Linked DNA regions of Homo sapiens: region 1 is linked to region 2. Evidence: chromatin loops called from intact Hi-C (ENCODE). Cell type or tissue: GM12878. All regions are shown on one strand. Each heading gives the region's core, and the rest is flanking DNA. Links, peaks and the distances in the headings are about the cores only. Region 1 overlaps LOC107986419 (a long non-coding RNA gene). Region 2 overlaps CWC27 (CWC27 spliceosome associated cyclophilin).

The links. Hi-C counts contacts between places; a loop is a spot of excess contacts. Peaks named below come from ENCODE experiments on the same cell type or tissue, not always from the same donor. Only the 100,000 strongest peaks of a DNase experiment are listed, where the experiment ranks them.
Region 1: it touches region 2 in a loop (2.2-fold over the local background); 3 of 110 quality-filtered maps call a loop at or near these places.

The regions. Positions count from the first base shown.
Region 1 is chr5:65,060,786-65,071,772 of GRCh38, forward strand. It overlaps LOC107986419 (a long non-coding RNA gene), which reads left to right. Exons shown (of 3, transcript XR_001742682.2): 2 at 5,270-5,326. Among named protein-coding and RNA genes, the nearest start is that of CWC27, 300 kb to the left of the region's middle. In GM12878, for the core only: no CTCF peak of the experiment used is centred there; DNase peaks (open chromatin) are centred at 5,766 and 9,448; H3K4me3 peaks cover 57 bases; H3K27ac peaks cover 3,041 bases.
Region 2 is chr5:64,965,711-64,976,697 of GRCh38, forward strand. CWC27 (CWC27 spliceosome associated cyclophilin) reads left to right here. Exons shown (of 14, transcript NM_005869.4): 12 at 5,993-6,102. Among named protein-coding and RNA genes, the nearest start is that of CWC27, 200 kb to the left of the region's middle. In GM12878, for the core only: a CTCF peak has its summit at 6,018 (motif pointing right); a DNase peak (open chromatin) is centred at 6,067.

The sequences.
Region 1 (10,987 bases), core at 1,620-9,619, 96 kb after region 2:
AGTCCCTGCTTTTGAGGAGCTAAATAAGCAGAATGGTAAGGGTTTGACAGAAGAATCCACTGGGTGCACATGGGATGGCTCCTGCCTAAGCTCAGGTCGGCAGGGAAGACCTTCCAGGGGAGAGGTACTGACCTCGGTTGTGAAAGACAAGTAGGAGCTACTCAGCTGATGGGAGCAGGGAGAGGAATGAGGCAGGGGCTATGCTGGGAGAGAGGACAGATATGCAACAGCACAACAGCAGGAGAACAGTGTGGATGGAACAAAGGTTGCAGAGGAGAACAATGGGAGATAGAACAAGGAAAAGGCAGGGGCTGATCTTATAAATGGTGCTTTGGAGTTCAGACTTTACTCCCTCTTCACAACACGGTGTGAAGTTGACTTTTCTTTTTTTCTCACTCACTTTTTCTAGGAAATGCTGGCTTTTAAAAATGTCTCCAACACATGAAATGCTCTTGCCTCATTAGGAAAATAGTTCATAGTGGATCTATTTTATCAATGTGGTAGGTCGTTACACAGTCTTTTGTGGTCCTGCACTCCTCTGTAATGCTGCATCAAAGGGTTTGTTCAGGTTGGAGGCCTGGCTACCTTTCTCTCTGTAGGATGCCCAGGGCAATTTGATGACAGTCTGATGGTAACAAGGAAGCTTCTCTGCTCCTCTTCATGTGTTAAGTTCATGGCAAAGAGCCAGCTAGCACCCAGACCTTGTTTCCCGTCAAAGCGCCTGTCTCTCTCAACATGATTTTTTCTTTCTGCCTTTGAGGCTTGGTAAAGCCATCCAAAATTTCAGCCAGAAATGTAGCTGCAGGCAAACGCTGACAAAACATCCTTGTGATTTTCCACCATCAGGAGCCCAGGTGTGCCCCTCGTGACTTCATGCCCTTCCCCCTCACACTCCACAGACCTCAGTTACCGTTGACTGCCTGTAGCAGCACCAGGCCACCGAATCTGGCCTGAGGAGACACAGGCTGCTAATTTTCCAACCCCAGTGAAATTTCTTGAAATTTCACACAGGTTTCAAGAAATGGCCGTGCGCACAGAGCAGCCTTCTGAGTAGCTGGGGTTACTCCTGGAAGGCTGCTCTGTGCCCACAGTCACAGCATTCCCAGAGTGGCTAATGTTTCCCCAAGGTGTACTTCCTCCTGGACCCTGGGGTTCACTGGAGATAGGAGAGGCAACATGTTCATTGGAAAGTTCTGTGACTCAATAGGAAATCAGATCTGGGTTCAAATCTTGGCTTAGCCACTCACTAGTTGTGTGATCTCAGAAAAGCTAAACATTTATTTCCTCACCAATAAAATCTTCTGTAAAACATAAGGATGATAATGACTACTTTGAAGAGTTGTTGAATGAATTAGAAACAGTTATATAAAGAGCCTAGTATGAGGTAAGCATTTAGAAACTGACAGCTACCATTAATAGTAGCATTTTGTAGCATTAGAGCCTTAGGGTATTGGACTGCAAGATTTCAGAGTTTCTGAGAACAGAGGGTGGACGTGCACAGTTTCCTGCCAGGTCAGGCAATGAGGTAGGTTAGAGGTAGGGAGGTGATCATACCCTGGCCTCCAGGGATTAAGAGCCTCTCCCTGATTATTGACCTGTTCCCCATGGGACAGTAGGGAGGTTAAAGGGTGTATCTTTTTCAGTAATTCACCTCTTCTCTGGTCAGGGGCATAGATTCCCTAGCTTCAGGGACTCCTCTGTCTTCTTTAGAAACCTCTTTTGCAATTTCCCCAATGCTAATATTTAATACATAATTTTATAATTAGCACGCCCCAGTCACCATCTCCAACTGGTCTGCAACACCCTCTGGAACTTCAGTGTGATGGAACCTGTAATGCTCCCCTGTCCTCCCTCCACAGAGTTGGCTGTGGGAGTCTCTCTCCTCATTCCTATTAGGTCTATTCCAGGCATATCCTCACTCACTGCCGGTTGGTATCTCAATCCAGCTGCATTCTTTGTTCTGGAATCATTCCAAACAGGGAAGGTCAGATATAATGCACATACAACCTACCTTTCAGGCATATAAACTTCAAATCCACTCTACAACTGTGCCTGAGCTGTAGGCGTGGCAGGAAAAAGCAGAATGCTGCAAGGCTCCTCGAGTCAAATCCTTTGGGATTTGAGCAATCTTCCCAGCCAGACGTTACAATATGCTAACACCCTTGTGAGTCATGAAGTCACTCATGGTCAATTCTGTTTGGAGAACAGGATGAATAATTGAAAGTAACTGGGTGTTTGCCTGAATCCAGGCCTAACACAGTATTTATTCTGTTTTTTTGTCTCTTTTTGCCGAAAACAAACATGTCTGGTTTCTCTTCTTCCCCCACTTACCCTGCCTACCCCTTCACTGGATCTCAAAGGAAAGTTCAAAGCCTTTCGCACAGTTAGACCCTATAGGGTGGCCCTATCTCCTTCTCCAGCATCTCTCTGCTTACCTAGAAAGACCAGACATGAGGGCAGCCACATCCTTAGGGTACGGACCGAAAAGCCATAAACTTAATTTTCTTTAACTTTTTCTGTTGGAATAATTTAAGACTTACAGACAAGTTGGAAAAATGAAACAGAACATTCCTCCATTTCCTTAAACTATCTTCCCTTGTTAACATCTTATGTAACCATAGTACAATGATCAAAACCAGGAAAATAACACTGGTACAATACTATTAACTACACTACAGTCTTTATTCAAATTTCAACAGTTTTTCCACTAATATCTTTTTTCTGTTTTAATAGTATCCAATCTGGGTTCCCATGTTGCATTTAATTGTCACAGCTTTTTAATTTCCTTCAATCTGTAATCATTTCTCAGTCATTAATTATTTTTCATGATCTTAACTCTTTTTTTTTTTTTTTTTTTTGAGACAGAGTCTCACTCTGTCACTCAGGCTGGAGAGCAGTGGCATGATCTCTGCTCACTGCAACCTCCACCTCCTGGGTTCAAGCAATTCTCCTGCCTCAGCCTCCTGAGTAGCTGGGATTACAGGCACGTGCCACCATGCCTGGCTAATTTTTGTGTTTTTAGTAGAGATGGGGTTTCACTATGTTGGTCAGGCTGGTCTCAAACTCCTGACCTCAAGTGATCCACCCGCCTCAGCCTCCCAAAATGCTGGGATTACAAGCGTGAGCCACCACGCCCAGCCGACCTTGACTCTTTTAAAGAGTACTGTTCAGTTATTTTGTATAACATGCCTACATTTGGACTTGTCTGATATTTTATCGTGGTTAAATGGATATTATATGGTATTTTTTAGCAAAATTACCACAGACATGAAGGTGTGCCCTTCTCAATGCATCATATCGGGGTAAATGCTGTTGATAGGTCTTATTACTAGTGATGATAACCTTGAACATTATTGATTAGAATTATATTCTTTATGCTTAGCTCCTAAACATTTGTTCCTCTTCTCTAATTATCCTTACTCCCTTGGTGAACTCATCCTTTCTCATGGGTTGGAGTACCTTCTGTCTAATCCCCAAAGATACCCAAATTTATACATTTTTTTCTGGATCTCTCCTCTGAGCTTTAGTCCATATATCCAACAGCCTACTCAATCTTTCCACTTGCTTATCGAAAAAAGGCCTCAAACATAATTCAAAATCAAACCCCTGGCTGGGTAAGGTGGCTCACGCCTGTAATCCCAGCACTTTGGGAGGCCAACGCGGTGGATCACCTGAGGTCAGGCGTTCAAGACCAGCCTGACCAACATGGAGAAATGCTGTCTCTACTAAAAATACAAAAATTAGCCGGGTGTGGTGGCACATGCCTGTAATCCCAGCCACTTGGGAGGCTGAGGCATGAGAATAGCTTGAACCTGGGAGGCAGAGGTTGCTGTGAGCTGAGATCACACCACTGCACTCCAGCCTGGGCAACACAGAGAGATTCTGTCTCAAAAAAAAAAAATAAATAAAATTAAAATAAAAAAATAAAACCACAGAATTTCCAGAAGTCTTCTACAGTTTAGTAAATGGCAATCCATCTTTCCAGTAGCTCAAACCAAAAGGCTTGGTGTCATCCTATTCCTCTCTTTCATTCTCACTACAACCAATTCATCAGAAAGTGCTGCCGGTTCTATATTCAGAATCTATCCAGGACCTAGCCACTTCTCACCACCTTCTCAGCCACCACCTTGATCTAAGCCACCACTACCATCTTCTATCTGGATTATGGTAATTAATGGTAATCTGGATTATTGTCACCCAACTGGTCTCTTGATTTTGGGCTTGTCCTCCTACAAGACAGACTCTGCCTCCTTCTGCAATCATGCCTCTGTGACTTTAACAGCTACTATGCTCCCCTAGCTCTTCCTTGAAAACACCAAGCATGCTTTTGCTTCAAGGCTTTGCTCATTATTTTCTCCCAAAATTTAGTTCCTTTTTTCAGTATTCCCCTGCTTAGTAAATGTGCAACCAATCCAGTTGCACAAATTGGAGTCTTGCAATTCTCCTTGATGATTACCTCTGCCCTATTCCTCATGTTCAATCCATCATCAAACCTTGTGGTTTTTTCCTCCACATAAATAATACTCAAACCTGTCTACTTCTCATTTCCACTGCTGACACCCAGCTTCGCCGTTATCCTCCTATCTGATCTCTTTGGCCCCTGCTAATTGGTCCTCTTCACTGCAGCCCAAGTTGTCTTTTCAAAATGCAAACCTGGTCAAATCACAGCCCTGCTTAAACACTCTTTAATGGCTCATTTTAATGGTTAATTGAGAATATAGACCTCAATTCTTAACATGAGCTACGTAACCTTCCCGGTGTGGCCCTCACTCTCTGTACTTCCAGCCATGCTGATGGTCTCTTCATTCCTCGAATGGCGTCATACTTCCCCCAGCTGCAGCCTTTCCTCTGATTGGAAAGCACTCCACCCACCCACCCTGTCTATCCTCCCCAGCCCCTTTTCTGCCAAGTTGAGACCTGTGCATGCTTCACACTGCAACTTAATTATCATTGCCTTGGTGGAGCCTCTCCTGACTCCTCAGTCTAGATGAGATTCCTTTGTTTCACACCACCAAAGAATCTTGCTTCTTTCCTACAGTACACTCTTTTTCAATAATTCGCCCCTTCTCTGGGCAAGGGCATAGACTCCCCAGCTTCAGGCAACTCCTCTGTCTTCTTTATAAACTCCTGTACAATTTCCCCAATGCTAATACCTAATATATAATTTTATAATTAGCACTTCCCAGTTACCAGCTTCAACTGGTCTGCAACACCCTCTGGAACTTTGATGTGCTAGAACCTTTAATACTTTCCCCTTCCCCCTCAGCAGAGTTGGCTGAGAAGGAGGGTGCCGAAGAAGGGGTTGAAGAAGGTGCTGAAGAAGGAGGTGAGTTATTAAAAAAGAGTCTTCTGTAGGCAAGAAGCAAGATTATAATTGCTTATAATTGTATGTCCAGTAGTGTGATTATTTGTCAAACATCTGTTTCCTCACTAGACTATAAATTTTATTTATTATAGCAGGTAGCAAAGTGCTTGACACACAGTTGGCATTCAACAAATAATTGTGGAACAAATGGATACATAGATGGATTGATGAAAATCATGCTTTTGAAAGACAAATCTAGCAAATCAGTAGAAGGAAGAGAAAGTGAAGGGAAGGAATTCTGAATAATTAGGAGGCTGGTAGAACAACACAGTCCAAGAAAGAGGAAATGAAATCCTAAACTAGGGTGTTAAGAGAGGGAATGGAAAGTAACTGTCTTTGGGGGGACTGTATTGTGCTACTGATATTACCAGGTCAACCACAAATAGCCCAGCAATACCCAAGACTCTGCTCTGTGCCAGCTTCTCACCCCACACGTGGGCGGGGAAATCAACAAACTCTTGGCCTGACCAGCAGTCTCAACACTGAGGGAAGTTCTGTGGCAAGGACAAAAGGCACTTTCTAGGACATCTTGTCTTTTAAAAAGACAAAGCCATTTGAACAACAAAGAAATTCCAGCACCGTTTTCTCATCCTCTGGACCCTGGGGGCTCATAAATAAGCTGGTTCTTGTGCTTTTAACAGCCTCTGATGTATTTGATTACATTTTCAATTCAGATGGTTCCATTACTACAAGAAGCAACTTCATTACCAGGAGGGCCCAGAGCCCAGACTATACTAGCTCTCTGTCATATAATTTAGCCTCAGTCATACCTCAGACAATATTTATACAAGGTCACTTCTTCAAACCATGTCTAGCCTTCCCAAATGACAATATTATTTATGCCAAATGCTTCTCCTAAGGGATGGAAAACTGCCAACTCTGGTTTAATAGGCTATACGGACAGGCTAGAAAAACATCATTTGTAGCACACACAGTTTATGTATTTAGTATATAACTAGGAGTACAGACTGATCATTGGAAACATAGCCGAAAATTGGCCCCAGGAAAAAAAAAAAGCCACAAAAGCACTAAGGTTTGGATCTTTCCTCCCTGATATTAGTTTTGGAAGCCCTAGGTTTAGCCAGAATTATGAATGCACAAGAGAGAGCTGCCTCAGACTTTAGTGGCTACCTGAATATTCAAAATAGGGAGAAAACCTGCAAAAGGAAATTCAATGTGGGCGTATGTGCCCAGCAGCCATCCTCCTGTGGTTGCAAATTAATGTGACCATCCAGTGGAATGGGCAGCCCAGGGGCCTTTGGTAACAAAGAACAGTCTAACCCATTGATGTTAATTTACCAAATTATTCACATCCCACAATCTGGAATAGAAATCAGCAGCCAAAAAATGCCTCCTCTATACCTCAATCAAAACACCTATAAAAATCTAGATACCAGGAGGCAAAGTCTGGAACATAAACTACTTCATAATGTTGCCAATGAGTTATTAAAGTACAGAATGATGGAGCTGTTAGAGGCGTCTGGGCTACCGTTGCTTCCAAGCTCCATTCTTCGTTGTGTCTTTAATAAGGTATTTGGTCAAAATATATTGGTGACAACTCCTTTCTCTTAAAATCTAGCGAAGGATACAAGTCATACATTCCACTTAATCCTTTATAGACCACTAAAACTTAAAAATCTCTCTAGTAGAGAATGAAGAAACTTCAAGTACTGAGCTTTCAAATAAAGTGCAGAATGCCTGTTCATACTTGCATGATTTATTGGTGATGAATATCACTAATAATTTATATATTAATGTTCTTTAAATAGATGCTTACAATTCCTACATATGAATACTGTATCTAATTTAAATTTTAGGAAGCAAAAATGTCAGATTATAGAGCAGTTTCAAAATTCAAAATTATTCCATTGTATTGATAAATTTGGTATGGTTTTTGTTCCTTAAGATGCATTTTTTTAAAAAGCCGTAAGTATCTTTTTGTTTTTAAAAGCTCTCTCCAGAGGAACTGCCACCCATTAACCCATATTTAGTAGTATTTGATATCCTTATCATTACTTATTTACAATAATAGAATTTACTTCTTATAATTAGCATAACCTATGGCCAAGCAATTTCATGCCCAAGGATTTATTTCAGGCCAATAATTTGAGATGTATGCAAAGCTGTATAAGCAAAGACATTCACCACAAAGTTATTTTTTATTGGAAATAAAGGTACAACAATAGAAGACTGTTTAAACAAATTATCCATGTGATATAAACATAAACAATCATGTTATGGAAAAAATATCTAACTCATTGGAGAAAGTTCATAGTAAACTACAAGTGAAAAAGAAGATGACAAAGCAATATGCATCAAATGTACGTTCATATGGAATGACATCAAAATGTTAACCCAGGCTGGACAGTCTTGGGGACACCTGGAAATAATATAGCTAAGCTTTGAGAAGGGGGTTAAGGAACTGATACTGATGTGACCTCATTGACAGCTGTAGGCAGGTGATACTTAGGGGCATTTGAATATTAGAATTTTTACATGCGCTTTTATTGTGGAAGTAAGTAGCTTTCTATGTGTCATTACCCAGCTGAGGAAGGGATAGCATGGACATTTTCTGCTGCTCCTAGCCCAGTGGTGGTTTGGACAGGATCTATATAAGACTCCCTCTTGTCCTCCATTTGAATCTCTTTCCTTAAGTCAAGTGAGAGAAACTTGACTTCAGTATCATGCAGTGAGGTCCCTGTGTCCTCAACAGTAAAGCATTGCCATCTGCTTCCTAACATTACAGTGCTCCTGGGTAACCCCTGAAACTGTCTACATGTCCATATGATCCTGCAACGTAGAGATTTATTAGGATACTGTAAATAAAACTTGGATAAACAGAAGCAAGAAATGAGAGACCCCAAGGGCCAAAAAAGAAAAAAAGAAAGAAAGAAAGAAACGACGTAAGAAAAATAGACCTGCTTCATCAGCTTCTCTGTCAAACAGATATGGCCCATGATTTATTAAAATAGGAGCTTTTTCAAGGCATGATTACAGGCAAGAGAAACCTGAATAAAGCTTTTACTTAACAGTGTCTTTGTGTGCACTGGGGGAAATGTTTCTGTTGGACTTTTCTATTTGGACATCCTGTGGGCTCCCCAAGCTCAATGCTTTTGAAGTAGGGATCATTCACTTCTTTTTCTGAGCATTACTCTTTAGACAGCACCTAAATAGAAGTGACAGGTCAAACAATATGGATGACTAAAATCTCTGCAGTGAGGAGAGATTAGGGAAGAAGACCAAGCATAGACCTTTGGGACAGGCCCACATTTGAGGGAGAGGAAGACAGAAAGGAAATACAAAGAGATCATCCAAGAAGTCAGAGTATGAATGAGTCTTTTCTGTGTTAAACAGTATAAACATCATTTTCTTTAAGGTGAAAATTTTAGTCAAAAATATAGTTTGAAGACAACATAGTTTTGTGTGATGCTAATGGATCTTTGCCTAGGGCTAAAATAATCCAGATGTACTGGATAAAACAAAGTAGAACTATACTTAAATATTTCCAAGAGCTCAACTATTTCACTCTCCTGAAAACCTTAAAAAAATCCTTCTCAAGGAGGTAAGTAAATAATTACAGGCATATAAAGGAGAGCCAAAATCTTGAAAGTATCAAGAAAAATCTACAAATGAGTATACCTTAAAAGGGTGCTACTTTCTTGATAAACCAAAAAATTCTCATTCTTAAAGATTACATTGACATTTTTGCTTGAAAATACAGTATTAAAAGGTGGGTGCTAATGTGGGTTGACTTTTGTTTCCTAGGACTAACGGTTGTCTGGCTCACTCTGCACTGAAGTAACCAAAGGGCTGGCTTATTCAGCAGCAATGCTGGGAGCATCCTTGGGACTAGAAGATTGAAAACTGTTACCTCTGTGGTCTCTGAGGCTGGGTTCAGACTAGAGCAATTGTGCAGTGAATTTGGCCCATCTTGGGGACTTTGGCTCTCAAATGGCAGGGACTGTTCAGACTAAACTAGAGGTTATTTTACAAGGACCATCAAAATTCTCATTTGCATGTGTGAAATTCCTGTGGAGAGGCTGGCTTTTTCAATCAAGCTGGTTGGGCCAGATTATAAGTGGAGTCTGCTAGAGTGCATGTGAACAGCATCAGACAGCTCTCAGCCCTTCCCCGTTGGTCTTTCCCTTCTCTGGTGGAAATCACCAACAGTTTAGTGACACCTAGCACCTTCTATTCCCCAAGTGGAGAAGTGGTCTTCTAGCTAACAGGAAGACATCAGGCTTTCTTAAAACAAATTTTTATCAGCAGCTACCACCACCACAATGATGTTCATTGAGCACTTATATTGTGCTAAGTGTATTACATCCGTCATCTCTTTAGAGCCTCACAATCCTCTATGAAGTTTGATATTTTTTATTTATTTATTTATTTATTTCGAGATGGAGTCTTGTTCTGTCGCCCAGGCTGGAGTGTGGTAGCACAATCTCAGCTCACAACAACCTCCGCCTCCTGGGTTCAAGTGATTCTCATGCCTCAGCCTCCCAAGTAGCTGGGATTACAGGCACCTGCCACCACGCCTGGCTAATTTTTGTATTTTTAGTAGAGACAGGGTTTCACTGTGTTGGCCAGGCTGGTCTCGAACTCCTGACCTCAAGTGATCCGCCTGCCTCAGCTTCCCAAAATGCTGGGATTACAGGCGTGAGCCACTGTGCCCGGGCGATATTTTCATCGCTTTTTTTTTTTAAAGGAGAAAGCTTAGTCTCCATTAAGGTTAACTTATCCCAGGTCACACAGGTTGAAGGAAATGGATTTGGATGCAGATAGTTTAAATTGCACACCCATACTTTTTAAGCCTTTTTACATGATGCCATGTTGCTTCCCTATTAGTAGGCTGGCCTCCACTGGCAATTAATAGCAACAATGAACACTGGGCTCAAAACCAAAAGCCTGGGCAATATGGAGCAAACCATAAATTTGATTAGGAATCAGTTACCTGTGTCATTTTTGTCTTATAATGGAGTTGTGTGGTTCACAGGAGCCCTACCACTTCTGGATGGTGTCATAATTCTCACAAAATCTGGACCTTATGGCAGAAGCCCTGCCCCATCCCTTTATTTTCCATGGTATCCCTTTATTTGATTCCAGCTGCTCTGGGATTCAGAGCTTTCTCCATAGAGGCTTGGGAGGGGGAAGAAAGCAACCTATAAATAAACTCCGAATTCAGGCTGTTGGGGACAGTGCCCATAGCGTTGCAGGTGCACAGTCCAACCCCAACCACTGTTTCCAGTACAACTCTAGGGATTGTGAAGAAAATGGGCCAATTATTCTTCAGCTTGGACATTCTTCTGAGGCCAGGACACCCTCGGTCTGGGAGCTGTGTGATTCAGGTCTCTAATGTCTTTTTCAGGGAGGGAGGCAGCACAGTAGTTAAAAATTTCCCAGCTCTCAGTCCCTCCAGATCATCTTCCACATGTGAAGAGGGGGTGTCCTGCACTCATCACCTGGACAGCAGTCTGGCAACCGCTGGCCAAAGTGGTTTATAACATCTGGATTATTGTTTCCAGATGTGGCATTGAAATACTTGATTAAAAGTTTCACACACAGCATCTTGTAATAACTGACATATGCACAGAGAGTTTCTATCATCTGGAGCCAGGGTGG
Region 2 (10,987 bases), core at 1,083-9,082:
GAATATTAAGTCTTTTCTTTGTCATTTTAAATGTAGATCCTATCACCAAACAGATATTTTCAAACAGATCCTACAATTTACGGGTGAATTTTATTCATTCTTTAGATGCTTGCCATCACTACCACTAATTGCCTTATACAAAACATTTATGAAGCTGGTTATGACTATACATTAAGAAGAATGACTAATGCTACAATATTAAGATATTATCAGGGCAAATACATTCAGGAGGATTTGAACTACGTGCCTGTGTTTTCATTATCATGGCTAGAAAATATAAAAAGAGTGTTTGGTTTCATAAATACTAATGAAATAAATTGATACATACATTAAAGTTGTCTTAATTAGCTTTTCAATATAGGTTAAAATGTGAGAAATGCAGGAGGAAGTAAAATAAAAATGCTAACATGTCTAAGAGCATCTCAACTGGAAAATCCTTATAACCACTTTTAGAATGTGTATAGCTTCATAATCTAGCAAAAAAAAAAATAGTTTCCCTTTTCCCTCCATCAATGTAAGAAATTCCCTTATATGAAAGAAATGTATTTGTATGGAGAGGGAAAGAGAAAGAAAAACAAGCTTGACTTGTGCAAGAGTCTGTGATATCCTTTGAAAGCTTATCACTTAAAACAAAGAAAAACATATAGAGTTAGCACATAATTGTACAGTCAGTGTGAGTGTATATTTTGATACTTTCATAATTTAATCTGAATGAGATAGTAATAATAGTTTGTTAGGTGTTTGCCACATGTCAGACAGTATTTTATTTAATCCTCACAACAGCAAGTGAGGTAGATATTATCATCCCCAGTTTATAGCTGAAGAAACTGAGGCACAAAAAGATGACATAGTGTATCCCTATCTCACTCATATAGTAAATTGTGGAACCAGGATTCAGATCAGTCTCACCCAAAGTCTATGCTCTAAAGATGCCATGCTCACTGGCATCTCCTATACTGGAAACTGAGAGCACATATTCTTTCTTTTTTACCTACTAGAGGAAATGCATGTGCTTTAGGTTACTGTCTGAGTGCTAGTTTTAATGTCTTAAGAATATCTTGTGAGTTAAATAAGATTGTCCATAAGTTGATGCTATTGATAATAGGTGATGACTAAAGAGGCTTCATTATACCATTCTCTCTATATTTGTGTTGAAATTTTTCCATAATAAAAATTTTTGTTTGTTTTAAAAATACTTTTTGTCCAACTAACCTTTCTGGATTGGAAGTTGTTCATTGGTTTGTTCAGTGAGTCTTGATGTGAGAATTAATTACATTGCACATATCTTCTTTTTTTTTACATTCCCATGACATTTTGGTGGAAGAGAGGTACTGCTTTTTGCTCTCCATTCTATGAAAACTGCTTATTTCTATTTGCTATTTCATGTTATTGCTTCTAGTATATCAGCCAGTCATTTTTACAATTACCCATATTTGTTTCAAAACATTCCTGTTTCTGAAATACTAATCCTGAGATAGTCACAAAGATGATAGTAAATAGCCACTCCTCACTCCTATCTCACACCAGCACCATGACTGTACATGATGGTTGGAACCAAAAGGATGTATTATAGACCTCAACATGGCAGGTTAAGTCAGTAAAACTTTGATAGATTCACTATTGTTAAGATTGCAGTTCTCCCCAAATTAATTTATACATTCAATGCAGCTACTGTCAAAATCCTACCTGACTTATTTGAAGAAATTGTCAAGCTGATTTTAAAATTTATATGGAAAGGCAAAGGAACAAAAATCACCAAAATAGTTGTGAAAAAGAAGACAAAGTTAGAGGGCTTACACTAACTGATTCAAGACTTACTATAAACCTGCAGTAATCAAGACAGTATACTACTGGCACAAGCAGAGACATAGATTAATGGAACAGAAGAGAGTGTATAGAAATAGATATACATATGTGGTCAATTGATTTTCAAGAAAGGTGCCAAGGTCATTCACTGGAGGTAAGAAAGCCTTTTTAACATATAATATTGGAACACTTGATGTCTGTATAGAAAAAAAATCTCAACCCTTACCTTACGCCATATATAAAAATCAACTTGAAATAAATTATATATCTTAACAGAAAAGCTAAAATTTTATATTACTAAGAGAAAGCATTAGAAAAAAACTTTTGAGACCATGAGGAAAATAAGGATTTTTTAGATAAGACACAAAAAGTGTGATATGAAATTTAAATATTGATAAAATGCTGTTCATCGAATTTTAACTTTTGCTCTTTGAAAGATATACTTAAGAAAATGAAAAGGGAAATCAGACTGAGATAAATCATTTACAAAATATATATTTGACAAAGGACTTGTATCCAGAATATATAAGAAAACTATTACAACTCATTAATAAGACAAAAAAAATTAATAGACAAAAGATTTGAAAAGAAGATACATAAATGGCCAACAAGCACATAAAAAATGTAATATCACTTGTCATCAGAAAAGTAACACTAGAAACCACAAAATACTATTTCACGCTCTCTAAAATATTCAGTTAAATGACAATACCGATATATTTGGAGATATGGAGCAACTCAACCTCTCCTATATTGCGAGTGGAATGATGCAGCCAAAATGGTGCGACCATTTGTAAAACAGTATGGCAGTATCATATAAAATTAAACATACACTTATCACTTGACTCAGCAATCCCACTCCTAGGTATTTACCCCCAAGAAATGAAAATATATGTTTGCAAACAAACTTGTGTGTGTAAATGTTTAAAGAGGCATTATTTGTAGTAGCCAAAAACGGTAAGCAACTCAGAATAAACAAGTTAGAGTATATCCATGCTATGAAATACTATTCAGTTATGCAAAGGAACATGGATGAATCTCAACAATAGTTGCTCACCAAAATAAGCCAGACATAAAAAACTACATACTGTATGATCCCATTTGTATGAGTTTCTAGTAATGGCAAAAATGTGGTGCCAGAAAGCAGATCGCTGATGCCTCATTGCCAGAAAAAGAAAACTGACTGTAACAGACATTTGGACACTTTGTAGGGTATGTGGAACTTTTCTAGATCTTGATTGCAGTGGAAGTTATATGCTCTATACAATACCAAAAGTCATCACATTTTATATACAAAATTAGTGAGTTTTACTATATGTAATGCCTACCTCAATACAGCTGTTTTTAAAAATTCTATCATTTCATGCATTTAGTTTCCTTAATGAGGTGACTGCTATTTCTAAGTTATTAAAAGGCCATTTAGTATTATAAACAACATAGCTACAGAATTTCCATGCTTTATTATATACTTAAATGTACCTATCCTTGACTTTTTAAAATTGATTTGTAAGGCTTCTTTATAGCACTTTTTAAACATTTTCCTACTTCCTTCACATTCCTAATAAGTGAAATTAAGTGGTTGGTCCTTGCTAAAAGGGACCGTGTTCAAGAAGATGCGTGTGAAACATTAAAATAAGCAATGCTGAATCTGTTTTGAAAGTTGTAAGCTTAACTTACCTATGACATGAGATAGCAGAATTCATCTATATCTTTTCCATTTATTGCAAAATTCTTACCACACATAAAGGTTTTCAATCTTTTTTAGCTGAAAATGTAAGCAAAGAACTTGTCCTTTCTCTTTTGCATTTTTTTAACCATAAAAACATTAAACAGTTCTACTGATACCCATCACAATTTTCCTTAGAATTTTACAAACTTCTGCCCTAGGAAATGGCAGAAAATAATTATTGACTCCCTAAATGCAATGGAACAGGAGATTCCAGGTGCATGGCAAATGCTAACTATAACTGAGGCTGGCGAGGGGAAGAGGGCAAATTACCCTACACCTTCTTATTTTCCCCTTCTTCAATTACATTATTACTTCATTTATTTGACTATTTATTGAATCACTTGCCAAGCACTGTCCTAAGTGTATCTTTGAAAGATACACTTAAGAAAATGAAATGAGGACATGAAATGAAATAAGAAAAAAAAATGAGGACAAATATGATTTGTCCTCAAGGAGTTAATGTCTAGTGAGTTTAAAGAAGAGTAAACAGGAAATCGCCATAAAGTGTGATAAGTGCTAAAGGGTGCTTTGGAAGCTCAAAGGAGAGACATCTAAACCAGACTTCAAGAACGGAATCAGAAAAGGCTCACTGAAGTGCCAACCAAGCTGAGACCTAAAGGAGGAGCCGGAATTAAGCAAGGAGAATTAACAAGAACGGAGAGATGAAGTATTTGCAGTATCCCTGAAGGAAGAAAAGCATGTGCAAAGGCGGATGGTTGGTCAAGAGAGCAGGGTTTAAGAATACTAGTTATCAGCCAAGTGAAAGCACATGAAGGTGGATACGGCAAAGGAGTTGTCTCTTGAGAGACGTAACTGGAAAGCAAAGCATTAACTGCCTCATGTAGGGATCCTAAGTCATCTTAAAGTGCTTGCTCTTTATCCCAGGACAATGCAAATCTAACTACTGTAGGATAAGAAGAAGAGAGGTATTCAAAGATGTAATTCAGTAGAAAAATATGAAAGTAATTTTTTTTTTTTTTTTTTTGAGACAGAGTCTCGCTCTGTCGCCCAGGCTGGAGTGCAGTGGCGCGATCTCGGCTCACTGCAAGCTCCGCCTCCCGGGTTCACGCCATTCTCCTGCCTCAGCCTCTCCAGTAGCTGGGACTACAGGCGCCCGCCACCACGCCCGGCTAATTTTTTGTATTTTTAGTAGAGATGGGGTTTCACCGTGCTAGCCAGGATGGTCTCGATCTTCTGACCTCGTGATCCGCCCACCTCGGCCTCCGAAAGTGCTGGGATTACAGGCGTGAGCCACCACGCCCGGCCGAAAGTAATTTTTAAACCTACTATAAGAATCACTTCATGTATACCAGTCGTGATGGCATACTCTTTATACTAGTCTTTACTAGGCATGTGTGCCTTAGATATTATTTCTGTATTTAATGGTTCATTTTTCCTTAATGTGCTCAGTTTTTAATGTTTGCAGCTGTCAGTTTTGAAACCAGGACTCTCCTTCCAAGTTCTACCAAAATCATATTAGGTAACCACAAAAAGATAACTTGTTTCTTAGTTCAAATTTTTTTTTTGACCAGAAAATCTCTTGAACAAAATGGCTGATTGTTAATAGATTGCATATTCATGATGTTCCTCAAGCTAGATAACAAAGAGACAACTAACAGACTAAAGCTTTGGTAGACAGATTACTAGCATTCTTGATTACATCTGGCTTATCGTTTGTCTTCCAGCCAAAGAGAAGAGAGAGAGAGAGAGGGAGTGTGTGTGTGTGTGTGTGTGTGTGTGTGTGTGTGTGTGTGTTTTAGTCACAAATTTCATTGATATTTACACATGTGAGGTATTATAAAATGTTACTAGTTGGGTTTGTTGGCTTGTTTGTTTTTGAGGCAAAACTGTGTTTTATGAACCAAGATGTTAACTAATCTTCACATAGAATTATTGCAGGTTCAAACCTATAGATTTGTTTTCTAATTTCTAATTCAGTAAAGATTATTTTTGTCTGCTTTTGCTAACTGTTTTGACTTATTTGTTAGACATATTTATTTTCTATGATGCCATTAAATTGAAGGTTGTTATTGTTATAACTGGGGAACAAAAGTGGCAGGTAATTGGAATATCAACCAATATTTGGAAGGTTATATCTTCTAAGGCAAGGAAAAAATGTAAAATGGTATTGCTGAATTTTAGGAAAACCTTAATTATTTTAGAAGTGAGATAGATGATTTTATAATCAACTTAAATAAGGACATGTGAGAAGAACAATTACAATAGTGCAGTGTATAGTAAATATATGTATATCAACTCATAAATTAGCATCAGTCACATTCTAATTTAGGAAGTAGTTACAGAGCTGGTGGGGCTTACAGGTTTTCTTTTGAAATTAAATGGTGAAAAAGCAAGCCCAAGTGCCAACCTCCTCTTCAGCAACAGGAGCATAAACATTGCTATGAATCCACAGAGCTATTTTACTGCTTATTCTAAAAATATTCTACTATTCTTTAGAGGAAGAAGCCCCTCCAGATGGTGCTGTTGCCGAATACAGAAGAGAAAAGCAAAAGTATGAAGCTTTGAGGAAGCAACAGTCAAAGAAGGGAACTTCCCGGGAAGATCAGGTAACTTCAAAAACCCAAATCCATACAGAACTTATTGTCTTTTTATTGTTTTTAAGTGTTTCTAAATGGAGCCTAATTTGATTATATATCAGGAGAAGCACTACCTCTTAAAAATAAAAAAGAATATATTTATATAGGGTGGACATTGGCCACTCACATAAAGATTCAAACTCTGGAGTTCTTTCCAGACATTGGTGGTGAAAAAGCCTGGAACTTCCACGTTTCAACCTGGTACTCCCATAGTAAGCACAGGAACCTCATAAAGCCATGTATCCTCAGAAACCCAGGTGGAACCTCTGTGTAGTGAATATTATGAAATGAAGAAGTGGTGATTATAAATGATGAGAGAGTCTCTTCCAGCCCGACATCTCGCATGCTGACTAGCCAGCCTAGCTTGAAATTGTACACTGTCTGGAAATAAGTCATTTGGTCTGCTAGCTGACTTCTATTCATTAGTACAAGTAATTCCTGAATCTTTAGGTAGTAATATTAAGAAGTTAGTTGTCAGAAATCAAGAATGAAAAGAGATAGGAAGCTAGCTCAACAATTTGGGAGTCAGCACTATGTGCCATGCAGTACTTGACACTTGATAAAACAAATCTCTTAAGCAGCCCTTCATGTTGAAAAGTTAGAGGGCAGACTGAAATCATTTATTTTTGGTGCTGCCATATATATGTTTATATAGATAGACATATATATTAATATATATGGATATAAACAAACTGCCTTATATATATATATATGGACACACCATTTTAGTTGTATAAATAAAACGGGCAAAGTAAAAGTAAATTAAAAAGCCCAAACCTGTCTGGATAATTTCTTAATTTCATTAAGAAAAAGTACATTATTAACTTGTTTTCATGAAATCACAAAGTCTTCTAAATAGCAACCATAGTGACTATACTACCAGAGATACTAAGGATGACTCATTCATTCATTCCTTCCCCCTCCCCCCATTCCCTTGTAGCAAATAATTATTAAGAACCTGCCATGTACTAATCACTGTATTTGGCAGTCAACACATGAACACATCCCTGCTCTCTCTGATCTATCAGGGAAAAGAGCTAAACAAGTAATACCAGTGAAAGGGGGTGAGCATTATGAAAGGGTAGGTACAGGAAGCCATGTAGATGAATAACAGAGGGGCCTTACATGGCTTAAGAATCTGGGAAGGCCTTCCTAAGGAAATGATTTGTCAGCTGAACTTCAAAGGTTGTGTAGGAGACAGCCAGGTAGAGGCAGAGCATGGCTAGACAAAAGGAACAGTGCGTACATGAAAAGTCTTCAACCTCTTTGCAAAGAACTAAAAGATATTAAATATGATTGTAACATAAACTAAGAGAAGGAGAAAGATGAGGCTGAAGAGGTAAGCAAAAGTAAGTTCGTACAAGGTATTTTTAAACCATGTTAAGGAGTTTAGAATTTATCCTAAAGGCCATGGGGAACCATTGACAGAAGGAAGTGATATGATCTCACTTTCATTTTAGGAAGATCTCTCTAACTGGGCTGCAATATGGAGATTAGACTGGATACAGGACAGGACCAGAGGCACAGGGCCCAGTTGGGAGACTCTTGTGTTAGATATGCATAAACAGAGTATGCCAAGATTGGGCTCCTTCAGCATAGCTTCTACATTCTGGGAAGGCTCTCGCTGTGCTGAAAGAGCATTCCTGGAAGTAGTTGGCCATTCGTTCTTTCAGGAAAAGCCATAACTGAATAATTCCCCTGCAGATGCCAATCAAAATGCCTCCATGCAGATCCTATCTTCTTCACACTATAACAAATGTGTCCCATTATTTTTGTGATTTTTTTCTGCCCAGTGTCTTCTCTAGCCTTTATAATAAAGCAGGAGAAAGTCTAATCTTAAATATAGAAGAAGCTAAAAATAGCCAAGAGGATGTTTTTTGTTTGCCACAGTCTCCCCTCTTTGAGCAAATGCCAGTAGCTCATTAATTGGCTTAAAAACAAACTGCCTTGCCACTTGTAACTCAGGGAGAAAGATCCAGGTCTAGTATAATTTTCTAGGAAATTTTAAAATTTCATTCCATTTAGAAGTCTTTTTTGTTTTCATTTTTCTTTGTGCTTTTAAAAAAGACATTTCCAAGTATGCAAACATCCATCATTAAAAATTAGTTAGGGCCAGGCATGGTGAGTCACTCTTGTAATCCCAGGACTTTGGGAGGCCAAGATGGGAGGATCTCTTGAGCCCAGGAGTTTGAAACCAGCCTAGGCAGCCTAGGGAGACCCCCATCTCTACAGAAAAAAAAAAAAAAATAGTTTGGCAAGGTGGTGTGCATCTGTGGTCCCAGCTACTTGGGAGGCTAAGGCATGAGGATCGCTTGAGCCCAGTAGGTCGACGCTGTAGTGAGCCATGATTGTACCATTGCACTCCAGCCTGGGTGACAGAGTGAGACTCTATCTCTTAAAAAAAAAAATGATAGGGTTTACTTTTAAGCTATAGTGTATTAGTCCATTTTCACACTGCTGATAAAAACATACCCAAAACTGGGGAAAAAAAGGAGGTTTAATTTGACTTATAGTTCCACCTGGCTGAGGAGGTCTCACAATCATGGCAGAGGGTGAAAGGCAGTTCTTACATGGTGGTGGCAAGAGAGAATGAGGAAGAAGAAAAAGTGGAAACCCCTGATAAACCCATCAGATCTTGTGAGACTTATTCGCTATCACGAGAATAGCATGGTAAAGACCAGCCCCCATGATTCAATTACCTCCCACTGGGTCCCTCCCATAACACATGGGAATTCTGGGAGATACAATTCAAGTTGAGATTTGGGTAGGGACACAGCCAGACCATATCATATAGATTAAATAGATAGATATGGAGATAAGCATGTGGAGAGATATATTTATGCAATAGTAGATATAGATAGATATAGATACAGATATATAAACACATACATACACACACACATACTACCTGGAAGTATATTTACCAAAATATTAACAGCGGTTATTCTGAGTGGTAGGATAATAGTTATTTTACTTCTATTTTTCAATATTTTTACAGTAATCTGTTTTCTTATTAATAAGCAAATACAATAAGAATGAATAAACAATGGACTATTTTTAATGAGTAAGGTTTAAAAACAAGGGATACTTTATCTGTTAACATTGTTTGAATAGCTTAATTCTATAACCTCTACTCTAAAAACAGATAAAACAGCTAAATGCTAACATACTCTGCAGCCCTCAGAATGCCTATGATGACATTCTATAGGAACTTATAAATTTTCCCCAAAACTCATCTCATTCAGTAGCTATGATAATGTGTGTATTTTTAGCTGTTGAATATGTGGGCATTAAATTTTGCAGAAAAGTAGAAGATGCTTTTTACTATCATTTTTAAAGCAATAACCAACCACCTTTTTCTTGCAGTTATTTTGACACCATTTGTCTTTATTAAGCTTGAGTTCTAGATTGCCCAGACCTACTTAACTTTTTCATGAACTGTGATCTTATTGATACTCTCTAGATAAATTCTGGAGCTTAGGAATGTATTGTGACTCTCTAATATACCAGTTATTCACATGTTGAACTGTCACACATCTTTTTCCTTATGAAATGTGAGGATTTCAGTATTGAATTCAACATACCAAAATCTTGATTAGGCCCTTGATTTCTCGGACAGGTAGTATTTTATCCCATTTCATAATGATGGACTCTGTAAATATGTTGAATAGAAAAACCTTTTTCTAGCTTCTGTTGTCTGCTCAAATTCTGGAGTAGACTGTTAAGACCTAGGAGATGGTGTGATTACAAAATTATAGCCACTTGCTTCTTCCTGCCCACAGAGAGCATAGGAGCCAAACAAGAATTCACAGTCATGTTCCCCCTACACACACACACTTTTAAAAAATATATACTTAACACAATATTTGTATTCATCTTTCACTTAACAATAGAATGCAATGTTTCATGTATATAATTTTTAATAACAATAGCATATTTAGGCCAGGCATGGTGGCTCACACCTGTAATCCCAACACTTTGGGAGGCCAAGGCGTGTGGAACACTTGAGGTCAGGAATTGGAGACCGGCCTGGCCAATATAATGAAACCCCATCTCTGCTAAAAATACAAAAAAAATTAGCTGGGCATGGTGGCACGTGCCTGTGGTCCCAGCTACTCAGGAGTCTGGGGCAGGAGAATCGCTTGAACCTGGGAGGCGGAGGTTGCAGTGAGCCAAGATCGCGCCATTGCACTCCAGCCTGGGCCTCACAGCGAGACTCTGTCTCAAAAAAATAAAAATAAAAAATAAAAATAAAATTTTTAAATAGCATATTTATTGCTTTTTACTAAATTTATCTAGTTTCTTATTGATAGACATTTAACAGGTTTTCATTTTTCCATTTGTATGAGTAATGCTGCAGTGCACATCTTGTGCGTAAGCCATTTTCTCTGTTTCACCTTATTTTTCTATCGTCCCAGGATAGGAATTACTCAGTCAGGGGGAATGATCATCTTAAAGTTACCAGTATGTATCAACAGCTTTCTAAAGACATTCCAATTTACTCATTTTCCAACAGTTAATATGTTCATTCTACCTTCCCTATATTGATATTTTTATATTTTTGGAAATTTGTGAAATAAACAATACTATTTTTTTATTTTTGATTTCACATAACTTAGTGAATTACCTTTCTTTCTTATAGACACTAAACTCAACTATAAATGAGCATACATTTTTTATTTTATTTTATTTTATTTATTTATTTATTTAGAGACAGTCTCACTCTGTTACCCATGCTGGAGTGCAGTGGCACAATCATAGGTCACTACAGCCTAAAACTCCTAGGCTCAAGGGATCCTCCTGCCTCAGGCTTCATAGTAGCTGGGACTACAGATGCACACCACCACATCTGACT